2 separate regions of the Homo sapiens genome follow, and region 1 is linked to region 2. The links are chromatin contacts, found by Hi-C or POLR2A ChIA-PET in ENCODE. All regions are on one chromosome and are shown on one strand. Each heading gives the region's core, a stretch centred on a gene start or an enhancer-like site at or near the end of the contact. The rest is flanking DNA. Distances are from core to core; before and after follow the strand shown. Region 1 overlaps RBPJ (recombination signal binding protein for immunoglobulin kappa J region). Region 2 overlaps LOC105374542 (a long non-coding RNA gene).

The links. A loop is a pair of places that touch in the nucleus more often than their neighbours do. ChIA-PET counts read pairs that join two places held with the same protein, here RNA polymerase II (POLR2A). Pooled maps may share reads with other maps.
Region 1: a pooled map shows a loop between it and region 2 (1.8-fold over the local background). The contact joins two enhancer-like sites. A Hi-C loop is called at or near these places in 1 of 50 pooled maps. POLR2A ChIA-PET finds 5 or more read pairs at or near these places in 3 of 52 experiments (A673, WTC11 and activated T-cell).

The regions. Positions count from the first base shown.
Region 1 is chr4:26,370,392-26,375,105 of GRCh38, reverse strand. The region is part of intron 1 of RBPJ (recombination signal binding protein for immunoglobulin kappa J region); the gene reads right to left. Among named protein-coding and RNA genes, the nearest start is that of RBPJ, 52 kb to the right of the region's middle. RefSeq lists enhancers at 2,011-2,060, 2,236-2,736 and a silencer at 2,145-2,439. Within about 2 kb of position 2,290, at least 5 of the 41 ENCODE cell types and tissues checked have a DNase peak (open chromatin) inside an H3K27ac peak, as active enhancers do.
Region 2 is chr4:26,286,304-26,291,133 of GRCh38, reverse strand. It overlaps LOC105374542 (a long non-coding RNA gene), which reads left to right. Exons shown (of 2, transcript XR_925508.3): 2 at 2,685-2,981. It also overlaps a transcript of RBPJ not described here. Among named protein-coding and RNA genes, the nearest start is that of RBPJ, 32 kb to the left of the region's middle. RefSeq lists a silencer at 2,220-2,269 and an enhancer at 2,440-2,489. Within about 2 kb of position 2,358, at least 8 of the 41 ENCODE cell types and tissues checked have a DNase peak (open chromatin) inside an H3K27ac peak, as active enhancers do.

The sequences.
Region 1 (4,714 bases), core at 1,041-3,540, 84 kb before region 2:
GTCTCAAACTCCTGAGCTCCGGTGATCCCCCTGCCTCAGCCTCCCAAAGTGCTGGGATTACATGCATGAGCCACCGTGCCCAGCCCTCACATCAATCTTACCAGGTAGTTATTATTATCCTCATCATACAGATGAGGAAACCAGCTTAGAAACTACCTTGCACAAGTTCATATACTGGTAAATTCAGTTCAAAATGTTAACTAGATTATAATGTTCATGATTTTCCACGTACTCTGTTAACTAGATTATAATGTTCATGATTTTCCACGTACTCTGCATTAGGACAGAATTTAATTGCATTTCAATTATGGACACTATGTTGTGAAAAGAGTGCCAGGGGCCGGGCACACTGGCTCACGCCTGTAATCCCAGCACTTTGGGAGGCAGGTGGATCACTAGGTCAAGGGATCAACACCATCCTGGCCAACATGGTGAAACCTTGTCTCTACTAAAAATACAAAAATTAGCTGGGCATGGTGGTGCGCACCTGTAGTCCCAGCTACTCGGGAGGCTGAGGCAGGAGAATTGCTTGAACCCTGGGGGATGGAGGTTGCAGTGAGCCGAAATGGTGCCACTGCACTCCAGCCTGGTGACAGAGCGAGATTCCATCTCGAAAAAAAAAAAAAGAAAAGGGTGACCGGATATGAATTTTTATGACAGAATTGTAAAGTGCACTAACTGACCTAAAACCTTCTATGATATAGCACTGATTTAGTGTGAGTGAGGGAGGCAACAAAAAATCTGAAAGGAAACTTTCTTTCATTACCTTCCCAAACCTTCAGTACTGACTAAATTTTGCAAGGGTAAAGAGTAAATTTTTCCTTGATTACTAGAAGTAAGAAAATGTTTTCTAAAGCTGTAAACATGGCAGAGCATGGTGGCTCACGCCTGTAGTCCTAACACTTTGGAAGGCCGAGGCGAGTGGATCACCTGAGGTCAGGAGTTTGAGACCAGCCTGGCCAACATGATGAAACTCCGTCTCTACTAAAAATACAAAAATTAGCTGGACATGGTGGTGTGCGCCTGTAAGCCGGTGGCGGGCACCTGTAAGCCCAGCTACTCAGTAGGCTGAGGCAGGAGAAACGCTTGAACCCAGGAGGCGGAGGCTGCAGTGAGCCAAGATCGTGCCACTGCACTCCAGCCTGGGTGACAGAGCAAGACTCCATCTCCAAAAAAAAAAAAAAAAAAAAGTAAAAAATAAAGCTGTAAACACAAAATTCAGGAAATCTAAAGACATCTGTTATGGGTGCCACACCTTGACTACATACATACACACATAAAGACACTTGTGTGTGCACATATATGTATGTCATAAATCTGATGCTGAAACAATTTCTCTTGCATTTTTCCTGCACAAGAGCACTATGTTACAATTGCAGTAGGGACTGTGACAGTCTTCTGAATGTACGGCTTACACTATCAATCAGAATTCTGCAAAGAACGCTTTTTTTCTAAATTGAAAAAGAACATGAATCTACATAGAGTTCCATTTAATGAAGAGGTTTTGTGTTCTTTTTTCTGTTGGTAGAAATTACACAGACACAGTACCAGTCCAGCCTCCATCAAACCATGTTTGGCCAATTTCTTAGCAGCCAAGCCTTTGACACACAGTTTGGTATTTTCATGTACTTGAATCCAGCAGTGCATCTTTCCTTTTCAATAACAGAGACCAGAGCATTTATGGAGCCCTTCAGAATAAGGCCTAATGCACAAAGGAAAGACCATCAGTCAGGTTTATAAGGGGTTAAGCTACTTCAGAGAAGCCTGCCCCTAAGGAAAAAATTAAAGATGACAATTGCCACTTTTAAACACATATAAAATAGGACATTGTAGATATTCTACACGAGTTTAAAAATAATGCAATAAACTAAAATAAAATGATGGGAATCAAAATTCCTATGTTCAGAATGGGGGAGAAGAGATTTCCAAAACATTTTATGTAACACCATTACATGAAAAAGGAAATGCCTTTTTTGCTTGAGTGTTAATACAAAGCAATACATTTCTTCTTTTGAATTGTAACTTACATTATAATGATCAAACCTACATTTGTGGTAAAAATGAAAACCACTTTGAAGAAGCGGTCTTAACCACAATACAAAGCTTACTGGCTTTCTGCCAACGTGTATCTGAGCCATTAAGCTGTCACGTTGCCTTCCTGCATTGCTAGGACCAAAAGAGCAGGCCCACCAGCTAGTATCTGCTCACTCAAGCCTCACAGGAGGCCATGAGGCTCTGAAAGGGAAAAAAACAGCACAGGAGCACAAGGCTTGATGGTGCAAGATCTAACTGCAAGCTGCTTTGCCTTGGGTAATACTACAAGCTCATTAATGCTTCTACAAACATCTGACAATGTTTGCCTTTGGAAAGGTTTGGAATTGAGACTGGCCAGATCACCAAGCACTGATTAAAGTACACATCATCAGTAACTTATGGAAACACTAGTATAGGAGGGAAAGCCTTGAGAGAGTGAGTCGGGGTGGCAATGCAGAAGACAAGAACAAGGCCCCTAGGAAGTGGACACGATTTTCAGAGTTTTGAGTCATTCATGTTATGTATTTACTTGATACTTTGCTATGCTATGTATGAACTCAAATTGTACAAGCTGCAAAGGTGTTGTGTTACAGTTAATTTACTAGTTAACTGTCTAGTCAATCGCCCTACGTCAAATTGCTTAATTAAGAAACAAGAGACTAGTTTTTCTTTAAAGATGAGCTCCACTGTAGCTATTTAATTCTTAATATTCCTCCTCTCACCAACTTCTGCACAGGCATGTTTCCTAAAGTCATGTGGTGTCTCTACTGTCTACAGCACTAGTATTACTGATCTCCTCCCTCATCTTGCCTTCCACCACAGGCAGTTCACTAACAAATTCCATCAACTGGATTTCCAAATTATCTTCTCTATCTCCATTCTCTAAATCTGTAAGATTAGATGAAGTCTCATTGCCACTTATACCTGTAGCTTCCTCAACTGGCTTCATATAGCAAAGTAAACGAGACAGCAATAGACAAAATACATCTCCTTATGTGTATTCTCATTTAAGTATCATTAACAATCCTGAGAGGCAGCATTATTTCTAATTTAAAAAGGAAAAACGAAGGTCGGAAAGCCACAAGGTGAGGGTTTCCCTCATTCCTGACTCTACAATGATCAACAAAGGTTAAAGATAATGAGCCCCACATATAAAACAAATAAGGAAGCCATATTCTGTTCCATAAACTACTTATATTCTTTGCCTTTCCAAAATAATGACTTTATCCCAATTCACTGATAACATTTATTCTCTTTTCCCAGTAAACAAACCACCTATCATTATTTAATGTTTCAAAGAAATCACTTCTTAACCTGTAATTGATTTCTCAGCAAACCAAAACTGTTGAATCCCAAGGATGAAATACTGTAATATTCCAATTTGAGAATATGAAGCAATAGCATAAGGTGAAATAAACCAGGGAAATCTGTGTTAACAGCTGTAGAGATCACTCAAATTCAGACTCCTAAAGAATTATAACTAAGTAACCTAGCAATGAAGAAAATGTCATACCACTGTATTTGTGCTGAGAAAAAAAAATGCCAACTAGTTTCCACAATAAACTGGAAATGCACACTCAATATTTTAGGCTATAACTTTTAATCCTGGGCAGTATTTTTTCTTAATAGCATACATGCCCATTAGAGAAATATGGCCAAAGTTATAAGCTTGTATTATTCACGTTCAAGATGACTCATGTGTGTACAATATTGAGTTCTCAAATACAAATCTGTATGCAGTAGGTGCTCACTATATGAATAAACTGTAATAGCAAGTCATCTGTTAAAACACATGCAACCAAAACAAAAAGATTATTATGGAATTTTATCTATTAAACTACATTATTATTTAGATCAATTACAATTTAACATGATTAAAGCACAGTTAAATGATGATTTAAAAAAACTGATCTGTAATGTTTAAGTTAATTTCCACGATGGAGAAAAAAATTGTAAGTTGACATTAACTTTTCAATTTTTTTTTTTTTTTTTGAGATGGAGTCTCGCTCTGTCGCCCAGGCTGGAGTGCAGTGGCGCAATCTCGGCTCACTGCCAGCTCTGTCTCCCAGGTTCACACCATTCTCCTGTCTCAGCCTCCAGAGTAGCTGGGACTACAGGCGTCCGCCACCACGCCCGGCTAATTTTTTGTATTTTTAGTGGAGACGGGGTTTAACTGTGTTAGCAAGGATTGTCTCGATCTCCTTATCTCGTGATCTGCCGGCCTCGGTCTCCCAAAGTGCTGGGATTACAGGCGTGAGCCAGTGTACCCAGACCCTAACTTTTCAAATTTTACAATGGAGAGAAAAGGGAACTATTTTACCAAATTCAGGTAGCTAAAACTGATAGAACTATCTTTCCTATGGAGAATGCCCTACAAAGATACAACACTATAGCTTACTGTTATTACTTGCTCCACAAGCAATGTTCTTTAATGAAGCATGGTGCCACTTCAAGGAAGTGATAATCCACATTTTTGAAAGATTCTATAAAGAAGTGGTATCAAGATCTAAATGGGAGTCTCTCAATACACCTTACAAATTCCCTGATGTAGTTTTGTTGAGTCTAAAACTAATTGATTGGAAAATGTGATACACCATGTTCAGATCTCCAGCAATTACACCCAGGCAATTCTTTACTATAGTAACAATAATATACCACTGTGTTTAAGAAAATAATGACA
Region 2 (4,830 bases), core at 1,109-3,608:
TCATTTTCTCTGCTTTTTTTCCATGCACATTAATTTTGTCTTTCTGCAACACTTCTGAAGCAGGTATTATAGAAATATGGGTAATAAACAGAGAGCAAAGCCTTCTAAGTGAATACCTATTTGCTCACAGCCAGTAAACAGCATTCAAGGGGAATGCTTTCTATTTTTTAAAATGAAGGATTATTTACTTTAGCATATCTGCTTTCTTAGAGGAAGACCAGCTGGTTTAAGAAATAAATAAAGGCTATTAATCTTTATGTATTTCATTTACGATTCTCTTCTCGAAGGAGGAGACCCATTAATAGAAACCTTTATAAGTACTGTAATATTAAATAAAAGTGCACTAAGTTATCTACTTTTAGAGGAATATTTAGGGTGTAATTTTCAGCCAACTGGAGAGAACCTAACAAAACTCGAGTGCTTAAAAGAAGGCATGTTATCGCTGAAGTTAAACTTGATTTCTTTTATGGCAGAACTGGACAGCTGCTCACACCTGCCTTAACTTTTCTTTTTTCTTCAGCCTAAAGTTATCTATTCCAGGATTCTATGTCATATGGTATAAAGCTTTGGTTTCAATCAGTCACTAACATAGAAGCTTGGATATATTTGGAATTCCTTTTGGGGGAAAAAATTGGCCAAAGCTTTTGATAGCTTTGCTTCTCACACCCAGGCCAAACTGGGCTGGCTCTCTACTGGGACAAGAATGCATATTGGCATCTCATCCTTAAAGCCACAGAGTCACAGCATATTGGTCCAAAAAGGGTTATTACAGCTCATGCGGTCTAACTTTTTTTACTTTTTTTTTTTTTTTTTTTTAGACAGGGTCTCGTTCTGTGGTGCAATCATAGCTCACTGCAGCCTCAAACTCCTGAGCTCAAGTGAACCTCCTGTCACAGTCTTCCAAGTAGCTAGGACTACAGGCATGTACCACCATGCCCAGCTAAGTTTTTTAAGTCACATGTAGAGATGGGAGGTGGGGTCTCGCTGTTTTGCCTAGGCTGGTTTCGAACTCCTGGCCTCAAGCAACCCTCCCACCATGTCCTCCCAAAGTCCTGGGATTTCAGACATGAGTCACCATGCCCAGCCTAACTTATTTATTTTATATTTTTCTTTAACTTTATATTGGCATTCCTTGCTCTCTTTTAGCAAAGTCCTTAATTAATTGACAATATAGAATATTTATATTACAGGTAGGTACCTGTTACAAGATGCCAAGACAAATTAACAAGATTTAGCAGGTCATTCAAGCACTCTCACAACTCTGATACTTGAGAGACAGTCCACCAGACAGATCAACCTTCAATTCCTGTATATTCTCCAAGTTCTATGCCTTAATTTGGTAAAGACATTAGAGAGAAAGGTACCTGGGCCACCTTTCCTCAGCTTCTTCCTCAAATATATTAACCAACTTACAGGTGAGGTGTGTCCTCTGTTTACATTCAGGGTTAATATGAGTACATCTTTTGCAAGCGTGTGATTGAAGATACTGACCACAATGTTAAGCGGTATTAACTCTACACAACTCCACGTGATAAAGTCCTTCTTGAATTTAGCTTCAGGCAATGATAGCATGCATGCTCACTCTTGTCAGAAAGTGAAATCTCTGCAGCCTATCACGCTTCTCTTTTCACCTCTGCTGCCAGAAAGATCTGAACCAAATTTATTGCCAAGTGTTGTAATATGATCATTTCTGGTGCCTAGAATTATTTACTCCTTTTTCTTTTTCTTTTTTTTTTTTTTTTTTTTTTTGAGACCAAGTCTCACTCTGTCGCTGAGGCTGGAGTGCAGTGGTTTGACCTGCATACCACTCTCAGGTTCAAGTGGTTCTCCCACCTCAGCCTCCCAAGTAGCTGGGATCACAGGCACCTGCCACTGTGCCCAGCTAATTTTTGTATTTTTAGTAGAGATGGGGTTTCACTATGTTGGCCAGGCTGGTCTTGAACTCCTGACCTCTAGTGATCTGTCCACCTCGGCCTCCCAAAGTGCTGGGATTACAGGCATGAGCCACCAGGCCCAGCCCTACTCCTCTTTCTTTCTTAAACATTTTATTTGTAAACTGCTTCAAGTAATTTTGGAAGTATGTAAGTTAAACATAAAAAAATTTAATAAAATAGGTAAAAACAATTGGTAGGAAGTAAGGAATAGTCAATCTTCCTAATGAAACTTTTCTGTGCAAAGGCCTTCATGCCAAGTTTCTCATTTGAAGGATGGTGAAAAGGCCTTATGCTTTGTGCTGGGCTTAATCCCCAGCTATACAACTTACTTGTTAAATAACTGTACAAAAGTGACCTCGCTTCCATTTCCTCATTTTTAAGTGGGGATATTAATGCTGTTGTTCCACTGGGGGGTTGTGACAACCCAATGAGAAAACATGGGGAAATACTTTCTAAACAGTGAGTCACTCTAGAAATGTTGGTTGTTATAACTTCCCTGTCTTGCAGGGCTGAGCCACTCTAGTTTAAAGAATACGTGTTTGTGAGGGCTTTTAAAATAAACTCACAAATAAATTTGCAAGTTCTTTGATACTCCTTTCAAGAAGTGGAGCCTAATTCTTCTCTCCTAGGGTGTGGTCTGTAGTCAGTAACTGAGTTTTAGCGAATTCAATGTGGCAGCAGTGACAATGTGCAACCCGTGAGAATAAGTCATTACATGCATTGTGGCTTCCTCCTTGCTCTTGCTCTTAGATCACTCATTGCAGAAGAAGCCAACTGCCATGCCAGAGGGGCACTCAAACAGCTCTGCAAGGAAGTCCCTGTGATAAGCAACTGAAGACTCTGCCATCGGCCATGAGAGCGCCACCTTGGAAACAGATTCTTCAGCCTTAGTCAAATTTTCAGAAGACTGTATGTCCAGCCAACTTCTTGACTACAATCCCTTTATAGATCCCAAGCTAGAACCTCCCAGCTAAGCCACTCCTGGATTCCTGACCCTGAGAAACTCTGTGAGAGAATAAATGTTTATTCTTGCCTTAAGCTCCTAAATTTGGAGGTAATTTGTTACTCAGTGATATGTAATTAAAAATGTCTGTAGTTATCTACCCATCCTTTTGGAGAGCACTACTGAGGACTAATATCAGACTTTATACTCTTCCCAGATGTTATCATTGAAGGATATTCAAGTACTCAAATATCTTAGGATCATTGAGTGGGAAATCACCTCAGAGTCATGTGCAGTTTCCTCATTTTGCAGATGCAAATGCAGAGAAGCAGAGAGAGTTCAATGAGATGCTCAAAGACATTTAAATAAATGACAAAATTAGGCCTAGACCCTTCCCTGGTCTTCTTCTATTGGAGTTCTTCTTTCTCCTTCTTTCTCTTTCCCTCCCTCCCTCCCTTCCTTCCTTCCATCTTGCCTGCCTGCCTGCGTTCTTCTGTCCTGCCTTCCTGCCTTCCTCCCTCCCTTTCTCGTTTTCTTCTTTCTTTCTCTTTCTTTTCTTCCCTCCTTTCCTTCCTTTCCTTTCTTTTCTTTTCTTCTCTTTTCTTCTCTTCTCTGCTCCTCCCCTCCCCTCCCCTCCCCTCCCCTCCCCTCCCCTCCCCTCCCCTCTCCTCTCCTGTCCTTTCCTTTCCTTTCCTTTCCTTTCCGAGGCAAGGTCTCACTTTGTCAGCCAAGCTGGACTGCAGCAGCATGATTACAACTTACTGTAGCCTCCATCTCCCTGACTCAAGCGATCTTCCCACTCGAGCCTTCTGAGTAACTGGGACTACAGGAGCATGCCACCATGTCTGGCTAATTGTTATTATATTTTTTACTTTTTTTGCTAGAGATGGGGTCTCGCTATGCTGCCCAGGCTGGTCTCAAACTCCTGGCTTCAAGTGATTCTCTTACCTTGGCCTCTTAAAGTGCTGGGATTACAGGCACGAACCACTGTGCCCAATCTTTTCTCTCTTTCTTCTTTTTCCAATGACCTAAAATACTCCTTTATTTTTGAGCACAGATCTCAGAACAGTGACATGGTTTAAAATCAATACTCTCTTTTTACCGTAGCATGCTAGCTCTTTCCTTTGTCTTTTTCACCTGAAAATGTGCCAACCTAAAGCTTTTAGTTTAGGCCAGGTGCGGCGGCTCACGCCTGTAATCCCAGCACTTTGGGAGGCCGAGGTGGGCGGATCACCTGAGGTGAGGAGTTCGAGACCAGCCTGGACAACATGGAGAAACCCCGTCTATATGAAAAATACAAAAATTAGCCAGGCGTGGTGGTGCATCCCCGTGATCCCAGCTACTTGGGAAGCTGAAGCAGGAGAATGGCTTGAACCCAGGAGGCGGAGGCTGCAGTGAACAGAGATAGTGGCCACTGCACTCCAGCCTGGGTGACGGAGGGAGGCTCCGACCAAAAAAAAAAAAAAAAGAGGTTTTACTTTACAACATCATTTTACAAAAGAAAGGGTGCCCCTCAGATAAAGAAATTGCACATAATTAATATATATTGACATGAACACCTGCTGTTTGTAAGATGCTGTATGGAATCAAAAAATTTAAGCCTAAATTCTGGTCCTGAAGTTCCCCCAATCTGGTAAGAATGGGATGTTCTATGTGCAGTCAGAACAATGAATTATAGGATATTGAAGGACAGAGAGATCACATGTGAGATTCAAAGCTTTAAGCCAAGAGCTTAAAGTACATGAATTATTTTGTTTGTCTCTTTTTTTTTTTTTTTTTTTTTTGAGGCAGGGTCTCGGTTTTTCATACAGGCTGGAGTGCAGTGGTGCGACCACAGCTCACGAGAGCCTTGATTTCTTTGGCTCATGTGATCCTTCAGCCTCCTAAGTAGCTGGGACCACAGGTGCTCACCACCACGCATCTGGCTAATTTTTTATTTTTAAAGAGACCTGG